Regions from separate parts of the Mus musculus genome. Here region 2 is linked to region 1. A link is a loop called in an ENCODE intact Hi-C map of the cell type or tissue named here. Cell type or tissue: left cerebral cortex. All regions are shown on one strand. Links, peaks and the distances in the headings refer to the core of each region. The heading gives the core; the rest is flanking DNA.

What was found. Peaks named below come from ENCODE experiments on the same cell type or tissue, not always from the same donor. Only the 100,000 strongest peaks of a DNase experiment are listed, where the experiment ranks them.
Region 2: it touches region 1 in a loop (3-fold over the local background); 5 of 42 quality-filtered maps call a loop at or near these places.

The regions. Positions count from the first base shown.
Region 1 is chr11:80,562,122-80,570,452 of GRCm38, forward strand. All of the region lies in intron 20 of Myo1d (myosin ID), which reads right to left. Among named protein-coding and RNA genes, the nearest start is that of Gm38907, 53 kb to the right of the region's middle. In left cerebral cortex, for the core only: a CTCF peak has its summit at 566 (motif pointing left); DNase peaks (open chromatin) are centred at 579, 796, 3,398, 3,638 and 1 more place; H3K27ac peaks cover 1,571 bases.
Region 2 is chr11:80,501,261-80,509,591 of GRCm38, forward strand. The region is part of intron 21 of Myo1d (myosin ID); the gene reads right to left. C030013C21Rik (RIKEN cDNA C030013C21 gene) reads right to left here and starts at 7,846. Exons shown (of 3, transcript NR_126552.1): 1 at 7,296-7,846; 2 at 6,675-6,782; 3 at 6,150-6,285. It overlaps Gm31109 (a long non-coding RNA gene), which reads left to right and starts at 8,017. Exons shown (of 2, transcript XR_003949722.1): 1 at 8,017-8,101. In left cerebral cortex, for the core only: a CTCF peak has its summit at 2,922; DNase peaks (open chromatin) are centred at 2,314, 3,010, 4,522, 5,850 and 2 more places; H3K27ac peaks cover 6,414 bases.

The DNA.
Region 1 (8,331 bases), core at 204-8,203:
CCTTTGGGGTTCAGAAGAGAATCTCTTGGAGCTGGGGTTACAGGTAGGTGCAAAGTACTTTATGGGGGTGCTGGGAACAGAAATTGGGTCCTCTGGAAGAGCAGTATGCATTCTTAGCCTCTGAGCCATCCCTCTAGTCAGTAATGTGATTTTTTGAGACAGAGTTTCTCTGTATAGCCCTGGCTGTCCTGGAACTCACTTTGTAGACCAGGCTGCTCTCGAACTCAGAAATCTGCCTGCCTCTGCCTCCCGAGTGCTGGGATTAAAGGCGTGTGCCACCATGCCCGGCTCAGTAATATGATTTTTAATTGATATCTATATCTTACTTATTTTTTATAAATAACAGGTAAAAGAAGTAATGAACTGAAAATTAGAAATATAACCCCACTCTTATACAACTTGAATTAACAGTTCAGCAGGATTTTTAAAAATTGAGGTGTAGGGGATGAAGAGGTGGCTTATCAGGTGAGAGCTCTGGCTGCTCTTCTAAAGGACCACGACAGCTCAGAACTCTCTGTGACTCCAGTCCCAGAGCATCCAATGCCTTCTTCTGGCCTCCGAAGGTACTGCATGCATATGGTGCATAGACTTACATGCAGGCAAAGGCCCATACTCATTAAAAAAAAAAAAAAAAAGAGATTAGGCATCTAACTGCTGGTAGGAATGTAAATGTATTGCTATCATAGAAATCAACACGGAGATTCCCCAAAAAACAAAAGACAGCTACTAAATAATTCAGCAACAGCACTCCAGGCATACAGCTGAAGGAGGGAAACATAACAGAGCGCTGCACACTCATGTCCACAGCAGCCAAGCTGAGAAGCCAGCCCAGATTCCTATCAACAGATGGATGGGTTAAAAGGTGGCATATGTACTCAGTGGAATTTTGCTTAGCAGAAAGAAAAAAAGGATGTTATGTCTCTTTGTGAAACATGATCAGGCCTGGAGATGATTATGTTAAGTAAGGCAGACTAAAAAAGACAAAGGTTGCACGTTTCCTCCTCTATATAGAACCATAGATTTCTCCCATATGTGGAATCTAGATATATATGATATGAAAATTGCAGGGGACTAGTCAGGAAACAAGGGGAGTAGTGGGAGGGAGAGGGGAAGACGGAGAGGAGAGTGGCGAGTGAATATTCTCAAAGCACACGATACATACGTCTGAAATGCCAGAAAAAGCATATTTTGTACGTTTGGTATGTTCTAAAGCTGAAGTACAAGTTACAGTATAATTTGCATGTGTGTTGTATGTAACATTTATTAACATTCACAGATCCCCAAGCATACAGATGGGCAATGCTGACACTAACACTGAGACAGGAGACACACCTGCGCACCAGAGTGCTCTCCTGGCTGCTCTTTTCCGTTTTTTCAGTTTTAGCTCCAGATCTGCATAAAACTGTATTTTGGGGGACTTTGGGGATTTCAGTATCTTGAGAGTAGGTGGGTGGGCGTGAAATAGTCTCACTCTGCCATGCAGCCAAACTCGAACCTGCAGCAGTCCTCCTCCAGTGCACAGAGCACTGGATTACAGATGCTCTATTACAGATGCTCTAGCTGCTGTGCCCAGCTGTAAAAACTCTATGGGCCACAGAGACGATTACTGTTGAACTCAGGGGTCCACTGTAGTAACAGTAAACTATTTGCCCTATCCTTGATTTACATGGGCATATACTACCAGACTAAGAATTAAAAAAAAATTATTGATCTTCAGAGAGCCTGGTAGACCCTGTCTCAAAATAAAACCACAAACAAACAAATAAATGCAAGCCTGGGAATGTAGTTTGGTGGGAGAGTGCTTGCTTAGCATATGTAAGGCCATGTGTCCAATCTTTAGTACAGAAAAATAAGCACATGCATGGGAAAGCTAATTTAATACATTTATATTAATTGTTTGAGAATTTATAAAACATATTTTAATCATCTTTACCCTCACTTCTCTTCTGATTGCTCTACTCTTCGCTGCTTCAGCTCCTCTTTCTTTTTGTAAAAGTTATCCACTGAGTCCAATTTGTGCTGACCATATACTCGTAGGTGTGGGGCCATCCACTGCACAGCATCAACCTACCAGGCGACACACCCTTAAGACTGTCTCTCCTTCCCCTAGGAGCTGTCAGAATCTGTAAATCACTCTTCAGTTAGGGTGGGGGTTCACAGTGCTCCTCCCTCCGGGCTAGAATGCTGACCACAGCTGTGTAAGTTCCGGAGTACAGCAGTCCTCTCTCATCTAGGAGACGCGGCTTTGCTCGGGTCCTCCTTGACCTCTGGGTCTTACAGTCTTTCTGCTTCCTCTTCTATAGTGTTCCCAGCCCTGGCAGGGGGTGATGTCCCACCTGTGGCTGAGCACACCACCAACTGGTATTCTCTGCATTTTCATTGGTTCTGAGTTTCTTGCTAACTACTACTGCACAAGGAAACTTATCAGATGAGTTCTGAGAGCTACGCTAATCTACAACAAATTCTAATTTTTAAAGGTGATTATGCTGGTGAACTTAAAAAGAGGCTATTTAAATTCTTAGAGCAACAGAATGTAGCTTCTCCTTTCCCCCATGATTACCTTTGGCCTTGGTGTGCCATGCAGTGGCTGAGCACTTGGCTTGCACTCTTGGGTCCCTGGGTTCAAACCCTCGCAACCACCAAAAGTGCATGAAGGTAGTTTGAAATTTAAGCTTGTTGGTTGCTGTAGCAGGTAGGGGTCATAGTCTGCTGAGGGTCACTGTAACTGTCATTTTCCTTGTCTGTTTTCCTTCACATTCCCCTTTCTGTTGTGTCCTTACACCTCAACCTGATTGTACCCCCATGTGCATGTCAGACAAAACCGTGCGTCCTAGAAATAACAGCTATAAAATGCAGAATTTTAAAAATGAGCTCCAAGAAGCCACAGATGTTTGGAGCATGTGACTCATAGGCAAAGGCTCAGTGCTTTATGACAAGAGACTAAACAATATGATAGGCTGGGTCATAGTAACAAATTCTCCCCTCAGGGACCACAGAGAACTTCCTGGGAGGAGACCACTGTGTCTCGATTCCCTTTGTGGGGGGGGTCGGGGAAGTGATTTACTCTGTGGTTCTCTCAGCGGAAGACCTCTTCTCTCAGCTGGCTCCAGCCCTCTCAGCACATATCCTAGAAGACCACAGTAACTTGGGCACGTCTGCCCTCCAGAGAGATGTAGGTGTGGCTGAAGTCCAAGTGGCCATGGAATTTCTCCAGGTCCTGCTTGTCTTCTGAAATATACACTGTCTCCTGAATTTCCCATTCTCTACTTCATTTCTTCAGCTTGACTACAGGGCCATAATAATTATGCTCTTTTGATCTCAGCAAATTGATTTGGCTCCTTCTCAATGGAGAACGCTCTGTTCATTCTGTCTTCCCATCGACACTTGGAAGCCAGTTGGGCTGCCTCTTCACAGGGTTCCGTGTAATCTCCCTCTCCCCCAACCCCCACTCTTTCCTCCTTTTCTCCTCCCTCTCTGCCCTCTTGCTCCAGCCTTCTTGTCTCAATAAGATTTAAACCCCAAATCTTACTGGTACTGCTTCATCAGGGACATATCACTGCTTAGGATAAGTGAGAGTTTATCTTCTTGTAAACAACTAAATGCTTGTGCCCCAAGCTGACTGTCCCCTAGGTTACCATGTTGAGAGGATGCCAAGTCTTACAGAGCACAGACATTCTGGGTCAGCAGTATTGGTACTGGGCCAGACAAACTCTAGGGCTTCAGTGTTTCACACCCATTGTTTATCCTAGTCTTTTTGCTATTGTAATAGCATGATATCACAGCATCACAGGCAAGGCAAATGATGAGGAAGCAAGGTTTACTGTGGCATACAACTCTGGTACATCGTTTAGGGGAAGATGTAGAAACATCCTTCTTGCTAATATCTTGTAGAGTACGTGTGAATTCTTAGGTCTTTCTTCCAACACAGCCATCAGTTTTCAACAAGGGCTCTATTCTGAAGACCTTATCCGGTGATAATCGCCTCCTAAAGGCCCCACCTCCAGCCACATACTTTGATTAAGTTTCCAGCCTTGTAGATAGTCACCACCGGGATCCAGTTCCCATGTGGGTCTCACAGGAGCCAAATGGGTCTCAGTGCACAGAAGTTGCTGAGAAGCAGCCTTAGCATTTCCCAGCTGATGCCCAAGGCACCACGCAGCAGAGGTGAACGGGCCGCACTGACCCTTCCAAACTCAGCCCACAGAATCTGTGAGCATGATAAGATGGTGATTTAATTATTTATTTCTCCTGGGTCTGGGTTGCTTTGTTACTTAGCAACAGTCACTGGAATAAAAATCTGGAGAGAAGAGGGGATGCCACTGTAACAGCCTTAACACAGTTGGCATAGGCTTCGGGATGTGAGTAGGAGGTGGAAGAGAAGCCTCCTGGGGGACTCAGGGATGAGTTTCTAGGAGGTGTGAAGTGAAGGCAGCTAGGAAGGGAAGAAAAACAACCTCAGAGCAGTATAAAAGGCATTGTGGTTATGAAGGGGTGGTAATGTGACTACACTGGTGTCAGTGAGGTGGTGGGGACAGAGAATGTCATGGTCCAGATAAGGAGGTTTTAGATAGAGTGAAGGGAATTCCGGCTGGCTTTCTGCTATGAAAAATGTGAGAGGAAAGAAGAGACCCAAATAAAGAACTGTTCATCTTTCATGCAGTATTTAGAGGAAATATAAAGAAGTCCGCAACTGCTGGGCTTCAAAATACAACTGTTCCTTATTCTCAGCTTCTCCAGATGGCAAATGATTCTTCAATTAAGAAATGGTTTCAGGGCAATGGATCAAATCCAGAGGAGGATTGTAAGATCCATTGTCGCAACCTCAGAAACATCTGAAGCATTGCTTCAAAGAGTCTTCCAGACATGAAAGACGCTGTAAAGATCTTCAGGGCATGCCTTGTGAATTCTCTCCATTGACACCAGGGTTCTAAGAGTCTCAAGGACCCTGTCACAGCAGCACAAGACGTTCAAACATGGAGCAGTTAGTTTAGCAGATTCCTGGCTGTGCTCCTCTCCCTCTAACAGAGAAGACCATGCGCAGTAGCTCCATCTAGATTCACAGGGGTGGGTTTAGATTTCAGATAGCACTAAAGGAACAGAAGTCACACAACACAGACACTTCTGAACCCCTTTTCTGTGGGAAGTAGTAGGTTATGAAGGCAAGCTGCAAACACAGATGACCAGGGGTGATGAGCCTCCCAAACACTCTCCTTCAAATGGGGATCCATGGAGGCTACTCCATCATAGTCCATGGACAACTTGTTTAGTTCACTGATCTTAAGATGGAAGGAATGCTATTTAGGGAGTGCAACCTGGACTCAATTAAATGATTACGATCTTGGTTTTTGACCTTGAAACCTTATACCATCAGGGGACAAAACTTTGGGGGAATCTCGGTTTTTGACCTTAAAACCTTATACCATCAGGGGACAAAACTTTGGGGGAATCTTGGGAGGGAAAGCACACATTTATTTACACACATACACACTCTTTCTCACATTCTCACACACACTTGGTTCTGAGTGCTGAGCCATAGGTATAGTAGGCAGGTGCTATGTCATGGAACTATATGGAATGACAGTATCAATTTCATGCTTTTAAAAAATAGAGTGCTGGGCATTCAACCAGAGAAATGCATGCTTGCATGCTGTCTTTTTGAGACAGGGTTTTTCTGTGTACTCCAGGCTGTGCAGGAACTCACTCTGTAGACTAGGCTAGCCTCAAACTCAGAGATCCACCTGCTTCTGCCTGCCTCTTGAGTGCTGAGATTAAAGTTATGCATCACCACTGCCTGGCAACATTCTAAACAGAGAAATTTGAGGTTGTATTTATTTGTTTGTTTGTTTGTTTTGCAGAGGGTAGCTTGTGGGGAATTTCAAACATGATCCCAAATTCTTTACCGCTATTCCCATTGAATTGCTCTTCCTTTTGTTTGAGGGCTATGCTACGAAGTGCCTTTACCTAATAAATGCACCAACACGAGGCTGAGTGCCTTTTAGTATAGACAATGCAGTTCCCTGAGTGCCTCACATGAAGACCACAGCCAGGAGTGGTAGTACCAGTCTGTAATACAAGAAGTCAGGAGGCTGAGGCAGGAGGATTATGAGAGGAGGAAGAGGAGGAGGAGGAGGAGGAGGAGGAGAAGGAGAAGAAGGAGAAGGAGGAGGAGGAGGAGGAGGAGGAGGAGGAGAGGGAAGAAGAAGGAGAAGAGAGAGAGAGAGAGAGAGAGAGAGAGAGAGAGAGAGAGAGAGAGAGAGAGAGAGAGAAGAAACTTGCAGATCTCCATGCTTAGAGAAGCTAAGAATCTCGAGGCTTTGGAGACATTCCAGTTGCCATCTTCACACTTACGGCAAGTGCTGACCACTAGGTGAGCCTCCCAATGACCTGAGTCCCTAGCCTCTGAGGTACTGGAGATCCTGGACCCTAAGGAACAGAGATTCACCATCTGCTTTGTTAGATTCCTGACTCAAGAAATGAGAACCATAAGATGTCTTGCTTCTATGTTTGAGATAGTTAATTCTTTTTAAAAGACTGTTTCATTAAGTAGCCTTTGTTTATCTGGAACTCACTTTGTAAACCATGCAGGACTTAGACTCAAAAGAGGTCAAGTTGCCTCTGCCTCCTGAGTGCTGCAATGTATTGCATTTTTATGAATTTACTGTCTGTGTGTGTCTATGTGGAGGTGAGGGGAAAACCTATGGCCCTGTGGGTTCTAGAGACTGAACTCAGACTGTCAGTTTTGGCAGCTGGCACCTTTACTTGCTGAGCCAGCCCAGGATAATTTATTATTCATCAATTGTAACCAAAACATGTGTGGTGGTTTGAATAGGTATGGCTCCCATAGATTCATGCGTGTGAATGCTTGGTCATAGGAAGTGGCATGATCAGAAGGCACTGGCCTTGCTGAAGGAAGTGTGTCACTATGAGGGGTGGGCTTTGAGGTCTCTTTTGCTCAAGCTACACTGAGTGTGGCACACAGTTCCCTTCTGCTGCCTGTGCATCAAGATGTAGAGCTCTAAGTTCCTTCTCCATGTCTGCCTGGACACTATCATGCTTCCTACCATAACAATAATGTACTGAACCTCTGAAACTGAAAGCCAGACCCAATTAAATGTTTTCCTTTATAAGAATTGCCATAGTCATGGTTTCTCTTCACAGCAATGGACCCTAAGATAAATGAACCCTTTTTGATGGGGGGAGATGTTTAGAATTGAACCCAGGATCTTGTCATGTTAAGTACATGTTTAATCTTTGAGAACTACACTTCAGCTCCAATAAAGACATACTCATTTTATAAATATATTGTGGGAGCTGGAGAGATGGCTCAGCGGTTAAGAGCACAGACTGCTCTTCTGGAGGTCCTGAGTTCAAATCCCAGCAACCACATGGTCGCTTACAGCCATCTGTAACAAGACTTGATTCCCTCTTCTGGTGTCTAAAGACAGCTCCAGTGTACTTACATATAGTAAATAAAATAAATCTTTTAAAAAATTATTGTGGAAAGACTACCTAGTTGTACCTAAGACTCAATTCCCTAATAAACAAAAAAAAAAAAATATCCTCTTGACAAATTGTATTTTAAATGTGATGGGGGGGCTCTATATTGGAAATGCTTTCTACCTAAATTAAACAGAACCAAGTAATTATTTTACTCTTTTAGGAACTAAGCATCATAGTGATGAAAATTAATTAGCGTGTTTTAAAACAGATGCATCTAAGGGATGCTGAAGTCCCCAGGACCACACTCTTGGGCAATGTTCTCCAAATACTATACCAATATATATATGAACCATCTGGCATTTTAATGGTGAAAAAACCCTATTATACAAAATATGGGCCTTGGGCAATTAAAAAATGTAGTCTTAAAACCAATAAAACTGATTTTATACACAAGTGCTTGCTAAGAATCTAGTAGTTCTGATCAATGTTATTCAAGTCAACGAAACTAATTGTAATCGGCCGATTAAAGGGCTAATTTACATCACTGTCTAACAAGGGCTTTCCACTTTTGATTATAACACCTTGATGTAACCCTCCAAAAGAACTGTTCTGCAAGTTTCCAACCTTAATCCATCTCACTACATGGAATAGATGACAACTTTGATTCTTCTAAATATTTCACATATCCTGACAGAGGTCAAGGGCACCATCAAGAAGAATGTTTACAGCCTATACGTCATTCTTGTTGCAAATGAACTGCATACTTTAGAAATGAAATATACACTCATCCAGAGAATGGCATAGTCTGAACTGGCCTGCCAGTGCAGTGGCCCCTCTGTTAGACCTCGGATCCCTTTCCTCGTGTGGGAAGGGCCTTATTTATAGGACCGC
Region 2 (8,331 bases), core at 156-8,155, 61 kb before region 1:
CTTGAAAAGTCAAAACCAAAAGTCCTGGGCTGGAGGGACGGCTCAGGGGTAAGATGCTGCCGAGCTGAGGATCTGAGTGTGATCCTGGGACTCACAGAGTGGAAGAAGAGAACCAAGTCTACAAGTTGTCCCCTGCTCCTTACCTGTACACTGTGGACCATACTCCCCCATCAAACACATACATAAGTGTAATTTAAAAAATGTAAAACAACAATGATATAGATGGATTATTTCTGGACCTTTTTATTTAATTAAAACTTTTTTTTTGAGGTAAGTCTCCTGCAATCTAGGCTGGCCTCCAATGTCTACTCTCCCTACTCTGTCTCAAATAATGTGATGGGCACTTGGAATGAAGGGTGTAGGCTAGCTTTATACACTTTTCCTTTACGAAGTGGTTATTTAAAATGTTTTAGTGCAAGCCCGGCGTGGTGGCGCGTGCCTTTAATCCCAGCACTTGGGAAGCAGAGGCAGGCAGATTTCTGAGTTCGAGGCCAGCCTGATCTACAGAGTGAGTTCCAGGACAGCCAGGACTATACAGAGAAACCCTGTCTCAAAAAAATCAAACAACAACAACAACAACAACACCCCAAAACCCAAAACTTAAAAAAAAAAAACAAATAATCCAAAATCCAAGCCAGCCAACCAACCAAACAAACAAAACAACACCCCACCCACCCCCCCGAATTTTTGAGAGGAGGAAGAAGAAAATCTTCCCCTGTCCAGGAAGACATTTAGATGACAGCTTCAGGAGATGGGGCTACATGGGAGAGGAAACAGACTGGATTTGCATATTTACACAAGATGTTTTGAGTGTCCCTGTCCACACACAGGCCACAGCCTAGAGCTCTCTCTCATAGGTTCTGAATGCGTAGCCTGTTTCAGGGGGACTCTGTGTGCTGTCTAGAAGTCACATTTACCCAAATTACTTGGGATATGTGAGTCTTTAGGGTATAATAAATAAAATTATGCTAAAAAAACAAACAAGAGGAGGGGGAGGAAGAAGAGGAGGAGGAAGAAGCAGCAGCTAGGTGTGGTGGCACATTTGTAATTCCAGCATCTGCGAGGTAGGGACAGGAGAATTAGCAGTTCAAGTTCACCATCTTTACAGAGCTAGTTCTAGGCCAACCTAGAACTCCCATAACAAAACAAGAAGAAAAAAAGCAAGAATATTAAATACACAGGTATAATGTCCACAAGCACCAGTGTGTCTGTGTCTGTGTGAGATGACTGTGAAGCTAGAACGCCCACCTTCAGGCTTTATGTTTATTTCTGATACATAAATGGTAGGAGATTGTGGGCTGTTACAAAAGATACTAGACATTGATTCAGGGCCATGCAGGAACAGCTCAGGGGTTCTGGCTGCTAAGTCAGCTTCACCTTGAGCAATCAGGTATAACTTCCCAAGCATGCCAGAGGGCCTCCCAAAACTCAGTAGTAAAACAAATGCCTTGAGCTGGATGTGGTGGCACACGCCCTTAATCCCAGCGCTGGGAGGCAGAGGCAGGCAGATCTCTGAGTTCGAGGCTACCCCAGTCTATGAGAGTTCCAGGTCAGCCAGGGCTACACAGAGAAACCCTGTCAAAAACCACAAAGCAAAAACCTAGGGCCATCGAGGCAGCTCATATAGCCGAGGTACTTGCCACCACCCGAGAACCCAAATACTGGGAGGGCAGAACCAACCCCACAAATTGTCTCTGACTTCTACACCCACTTGTGGGATGTATACATGTACGTGTGTGACCACACACATGAACAAATTCATGCAATAATAAAGAATAACTAGAACAATATGTGAGGGAAACATCAAAAGCAACACCATCACCCAAATGCCCAGGGCTGGGGATATGGGTCATTGCCAGACAGCTTGCCTACACATAGGGACCCTAGTTCTGATCCCTAGCCCTGCATCAACCCGGCCTGGGAGGCACTGTTGTAATCCCAGCATTTAGGAGGTTCAGGCAGAAAGGTCAGGACTTTAGTTAGAGTGTCCTGGAGGTCAGGCTGAGTGAGACTGTAGCACAGAACAAACCAACGAAGACCAAACAACAAACAAATGCCTATTCGTGTGTTGGATAACTTTATGATTGGGTTTGTGGAGATACAAACTCTCCTGTTTTAGATGTTGCTGGCCTGGAATTCCCATGCTCAGGAGACTCTCCTGTCTTAGCCTCCTGGGTAAATCAGAATAGTACATAAAAGCAACGTATTGAAACTCAGTGTTGCCCAGGCCAAAGTGAAGAAGAGTTGGAGGCTGGGCCATCTCTGTGTCCCCCTTCTAAGCGGATGGCAAAGCTAGCGCACTCTCTTGAAACAATTCCTCCTTTTCAACCAGGAGGTCGCACTCCAGAGGCCCTGGAAGTTCTGAGCTGGGTTGCAGTTCCACTTTATAGAGCTCTCAGAGACCAGATGCATCTATCTACAAGCCAGGGATAGGATGGAGCCACTGCCAGGGGCCCCAGGGCCTGCAAAAGCCCACCTATTCACAGATACCACCTCTCTTGGCTACCTCTCACTAAGTAAAAGATCCGAATGCAATCTCTCTGGATCTCTCATGGGCAGCTGTGACCACTTTGAGCCCAGGCAGGGGATAGGCAGGTGCCTGGTCCATCCCTTCAGGCCAGCGAAGCCATGGCCAATGAACCAGACATAGGCCAGCGATGAGTGATTGGTGAGGGCGAGTATTCCTGCTGGGCTCTAACCCTCACTTCTCGAAAGGCTGGTCTCAAGTGAGGCATGAGGTCCCCAAGCTTGAACTGGCAGTGGGGCTTTCTCCGTCCCTGGCTCCCACAAGCTTTGCGGTTGGCCCTGGCCTGGGTGCTGCAGGTGCAGAGCTTAGTAGAGGCCACAAAGGGAAGGGGGCAGGGAATGGATGGCAAGGGAGCCTGATGGAGACAAAGGGAATCTGCGCCTGCCTCCGAGGAGGGTGGGCTGCAGGGAGGTGGCGCAGCCAAGGCTGCTTGCTGCTTTTAGCTCTGCCACTCTGTGGTTGCCATGGTAACACAGGCCTGGTGCTTCCATTTGACATTAAAATGCTGCTGCCGGCTGAGAGAGCGGGTGCTATAGCTGTGGGTGGGAAATGTGCGCACACACACACACACACACACACACTCTCTCACACAGAAGGACAGAGTGGCTTACTTGAGACTCTATGCATCATTTATAGTGTTCCTCTTAGCCTGTCTGCCCTCCTTCCCATGGCTGCTTTGTCTTTCTTGAGGTGATGATTTGGGGTGTGGATCGTCTGCTTGCATACTAATGAGCTCACTGAGTGCCCAAAGGGAAGGGGTTTACAGCTTTGGGTAAGATAAGGGCATATGATTAGTGTAAGAGAAAAGCCTTAAGCAACAGGAAACAAAGAAACAAACAAATGAGCCAGACAACTGTTAGGCAGAAAGAGTTTAAAAGGTAAGCAGCCCCTCCAGACAGCTGTGAGGCTGTGAGGAAACCCTGAAGGCTGGAGGCCCTGGGGGACTGTCCTGCTGCACGGACTTCACAGGACAGCTCTGCTCACACTCCTCCTCCAGAAAAAGAAAATCAATGTGTATCCTTTTTTGTCTTCCTTCCGGACCTAGTGCTATTATCTCTCTAACTATTCCAGCACCAACAGGAAAGGCTTGTCAATCTCTTGGGCTGGCACAGCTGGCACAGCTGAGCTCACTCGGTTCTTCTCTAACTGCTCGGCTGTGGTGGGACTTGCCTTGCACTGATGAGGGTGACCAGCCCTGCAACTTACAGGTGGAGGCCACGGAAGTCACCAAGGTAGGCTTCCCAGTGCAATGAGGCCCACAAACACCCTGGTGGCATGAGTGACTTGCTATGAAGTCACAGTGTTGGGGACATGACTGGGGAGTCTCTTTTGAAACCTCAGCACTGTGGGGCAATGAGTCTGCCTTTCCACACAGGCACTGTCCCCCTTATGACACATCTGGATCTGCAGCATCATGCTTTGTCAGATGACAAAGAGGCACTCTGATGAATAACAGGTGTGTGAGACACTGCTGTGGTTCCCAGTGTCAGAGGGCAGGGACTGTCTGAAGTGCTACTTTGCAAACCACACTAGTGATCTATTTAGACCGAAGCTCTGTCCATTTCAACAGCCCTATGTGTTTCATGGCTGCCCAGGGTTGCGCATCCTTCTCGCCAAGCCTTCCCTCAGCTGTGGAGGAGAACTACAAATGACACATGTCAACCTCTGTGGGTCCTGGATTCCAGAGCTTAGTCTTTCCATCCCCACAGGAAGGACAGAGCTCATCTTCCTGGCCGCTGGGGTGGGGATGTGAGGATGGCTTGGAATGACAGCAGGAGGAGATGAAAGTGACCTGGAAGGACTGAGAGCCACCACAGCTCCTCTCAGTGGGCTTCCTTAAGGACTGAATCTCAGCTTAGAAGCTTAGGATCCTAGAACAAAACTGTGAGTTCAACTTTGGGCAAGGACACATGCAACGCATCGTGGCTAGAAGGCTATTTATTTCCTCTAGACACGTCCATCCCCTGGGGACAGATGGCCTGTGCCTCCCTTGCTGCCTACTGCAATATTCTTGCATCCTGATGGTGAGGAAAGCCTTTGCAAACCATGACAACCAGCCTACTCCTTAGAAACACACCTAAAATAGGGATGAGGCCCAGCCATGACACTGATCCTGCAGTCTAACCACATGCCAGGATAGGGGAGTGCTATTCTTCCAGTGCTGACCTGTGTGGGACAAAGGCCCACAAAGGCCAACATGATTGTGAAAAATGGAGAGAAGCCAGAGGAAGTGAAGAGCGCTCTGAGCCAGGTGTGATCGTGCACATCCGTCATTCCACTAACAAGGCTGAAAACTTCAAGGCCAGCCTGTGCTATACTGAGAGGTCTTGTCTTTAAGAGAATTTCAATTTCTCATACAAATCCCTCCCATGGCATTGGATTAGGAAACAGTTCAATACAAATATCAGTGAAGTTCATAACTTTACCCAGGCATGGGCCACGCTGACTTGCCTATAGTTACTTCTGGGTCTATATAATCCTTCCTAGTCAATCTAGGTTATATCCATCTAGGTTCCTCTCACATGCTTAAAATACCCCAGTATGATAAAATTCATACTCCCCTGAGGATTCAAATACTTTATGTTCTGTGATTACATAATAGCTCACTAAAAACAACAACACTACAAACTCTACATGGATTATCACCGCATCCACTGTCCCTATGCCTGCCCTACTGCTACAATCTAATTTTGGCTCCAATGTTGAGTAGAAACCACCATGTTTGAGTTAGAGGTTTTTGAGCAATGAAAGAACTTTGCTCTAAACTACTGCAGTGTTCTGAAGGCCTTCTTCCCCACTTCTCCCAGATAAAATTACATGTACACAACACACCAAATAAATGAATAAATATGACATATTGTTTAACAACTACTTATGCAACAATTTGATACTGATGTCTCTTTGGAAATGAGTAACCAAAAATCCCCTCCATAGTACAGAGATGCAAAGAAATGAGCTATTAAGAGAGAAAATCAGTTTGTGCTTTTTACTTTATTGTTATTATTTTTTAGTTTGTGTGTATGAGTGTTTGTCTGCATGTAGGTGTGCATACCACAGCAACACCTGGTACCTGTGGAGGCCAGAAGAGGGCATCAGATCCCCTGGACCTGGAGTTACCGATGTTTGTGAGCCACCATGTGGGTGCTGGGCACTGAACCAGACCTTCTTAGATGCTGGATGCTGACTTAATGAGCATTATTACGGTACACGTGGTCAGCACTCTTGACAGATGAGATCTGCTGCCTCCTAAACAGACAGCAGAGTGTTGAGGGAGATGCAGGGCAGAGGGAGGACATGGTGGGAGGAGTAGGGAGAAGGTCAGCATGGCTCGGTGCGGGCGGAGTTTATGAAACTTAAAAGCAGTGTGAGGATGGACAAGGCAGTTGAGAACAGGGCTAGGGAGGTGCCAGAGCCAAAATATATTTCTGGTTTCCTTGTGGAAGAGCCAGATTGCTGTGTGTTCCATGCCCACATCCCAGTGATTGCTGGTCTCCTTACTATCTGAGATGCGCCCTCAGCCACTTAGCAGCACTGTGTGCCCACTGTACATAATGAAAGACCAGGAAGAGCCAGGGAGGAAGGAAAGGAAAAACAGGTACTTAGCACAGGAGGGACCTTGGTTATAATCGAACGGCTTTATTTCAGAGATACTATGCCTTGAGCTGGCTGGAGTGGTGCAAGCCTGCGGTCCCAGTACTAGGGAAATGGAGGCAGGTAGGATGAGGAGTTCAAGGTTAGCCTATGTTACAGAGGAGACCCTGCCAAAATAAACCAGGAAAGGAGAAAAAACTCACCCACCCAACCAAGCCAACAAAATGCCCTCAAACCACATAGGTGGTTAGTGGCAGAGTGACACTTGTATGGCACACCCAAGATTCCCACCCACTCGTTCATCGACTCACCCACTCTCCTACCCACCCAACTCACCCACCCACCCGACTCACCCACTTACCAACCCAACTCACTCATTCAGCCAAACCATCCACTCACCCAAGTTCACTCACTCACCCACGCACCCACCCACGCACCCAACTCACCTACCCACCCTCACCCACTTACCAACCCAACTCACTCACTCACCCACCCACCCATCTGCCCGCCCACTCAATTCACTCATAGGAGAAAGGGAGGCAGCACAGATCAGCACCTCTAATGGGAGTACACGAGAGCCACAGCAAGAGTCCACAGGAAACCCACAGGTCTGTCAGGAGTCACTCCTGTCAGTCTCATGACCAACTAGACCTTCAGGGCCATCCTGTGGGAGGGAAAAATGGCTGGGGGGGCAGTCTTTTCTGGCCCTGGACAAGTCGGGATCAACAGGGCAAATTTCCTAACCTCTGCTTGCCTCTGTCCTGGGCCATGAATGGGAATCTAGGGGAGATCCAAACTGAACGATCCAGGACAGAGTACGCTCAGCACCATGGCTGGAGAGCCACAACAGCCTCACGAGCACACCCTGTGATCGCTGTGCTGATGACCACAGAGCTGCGACAACCAGGGGTCAATTCGTTTTTCTTACAAAAAAGCATCAATGGCTTCATATGCTCAGGAAAGCACATCTATTCTCTCCGATGCTAAATGAGCATATTTATCTGTGTAGTTTCCCACGCTATAACCACCCCCGTTTCTGATTTTGATGGACCGTGTTTCCTTTTGATGTCACCTCAGGGTTTTTTTTTTTTTTTTTTTTTTTTTTTTTTTTTTTTTGCTTTGCTGGTGAGAAAGTCCCAGTTTAGTTTCACAATTAAAAAGAGAGTCACACACACACCTCTGTTGAGTATCCGGGCCCCTGCACACTTGCTGCTCAGGCCACCGGTTCAAGTTTAGGGTACAAACAGGAAACTGTTCATTCCTACTTCGTTACTTCTGTTTCCCGAGGCATCAACACAACTTGGGTTACAGCTGAGATTAGAAACCGGAAGCAGTCAGTAGGCAACAGCCTGGGCTACCAGTTGTGAAGTGGCAGCAGGAGGTTTGATCTACACAGACACATGGACTCTGAAGGCCTTTGATGCCGCCTGGGCCACCGGGTGGGTATTCCTCTGACATCCACTCTGAGGGCCCAGACTGCCACCCGCAATCTCCTTCCCCACACTTCTTTCTAAGGCTTGGTAGCTTGCTGCGAGTTAGCTCTTGGTTATTTTTAGCCCCACTAACTGCTTGAGAGGCAGCTGCAAGGCGGCAGCTGTGGAAGGCAGCTGCCGCGGCTTGATCTCTAGCCGGTATTATCTGACAGCTCTCGGCATGTGAGTTCTAAGATCCCCCTTTCTTTAGGTGAGCTCACAAGCTTTTCTCCTGGGGATGACATCAGATCTGTGTGTCCGATCACCTGCTCTGGTGGGGGACATGTGCAGAATTCCGCTAGAAAGGGAGATTCCAAATGTTTCTGACCCATAAACGCCAGGTGTGACGCAGGGGCCCTCCCACAGGGTTTCTAAGATGAGGGAGCGCCACAGAACTTCTGTCCTGCAAACTCTGATGTCACAAAAGAATGCAGAGAGAATGAGGCAGCTCACTAGCCTGCCTGGAGCCCCCTTCAGAGCCAGCATCAGATGAGACAGGTACCAGGCTGATGTGCGTACGCTATCCAGGAGAACTGGTCCAGATCCCATCTCCTCTGCTCTCTTGCATGGCTTTGCTTCTTGGCACACACACACCTCCTGCCTGCCTTTCTCTGGAGGGTCTTCAGCTACAGCATACAGCTTTTTGCCTTTAGGCTTCTGCATAGACTGTTTCCAATCTAGGTGGCGTTTAGACCTGCTTCTAGGTGTTAATTTGGGAGCTTTTTCTTGCTCCCATGTCAG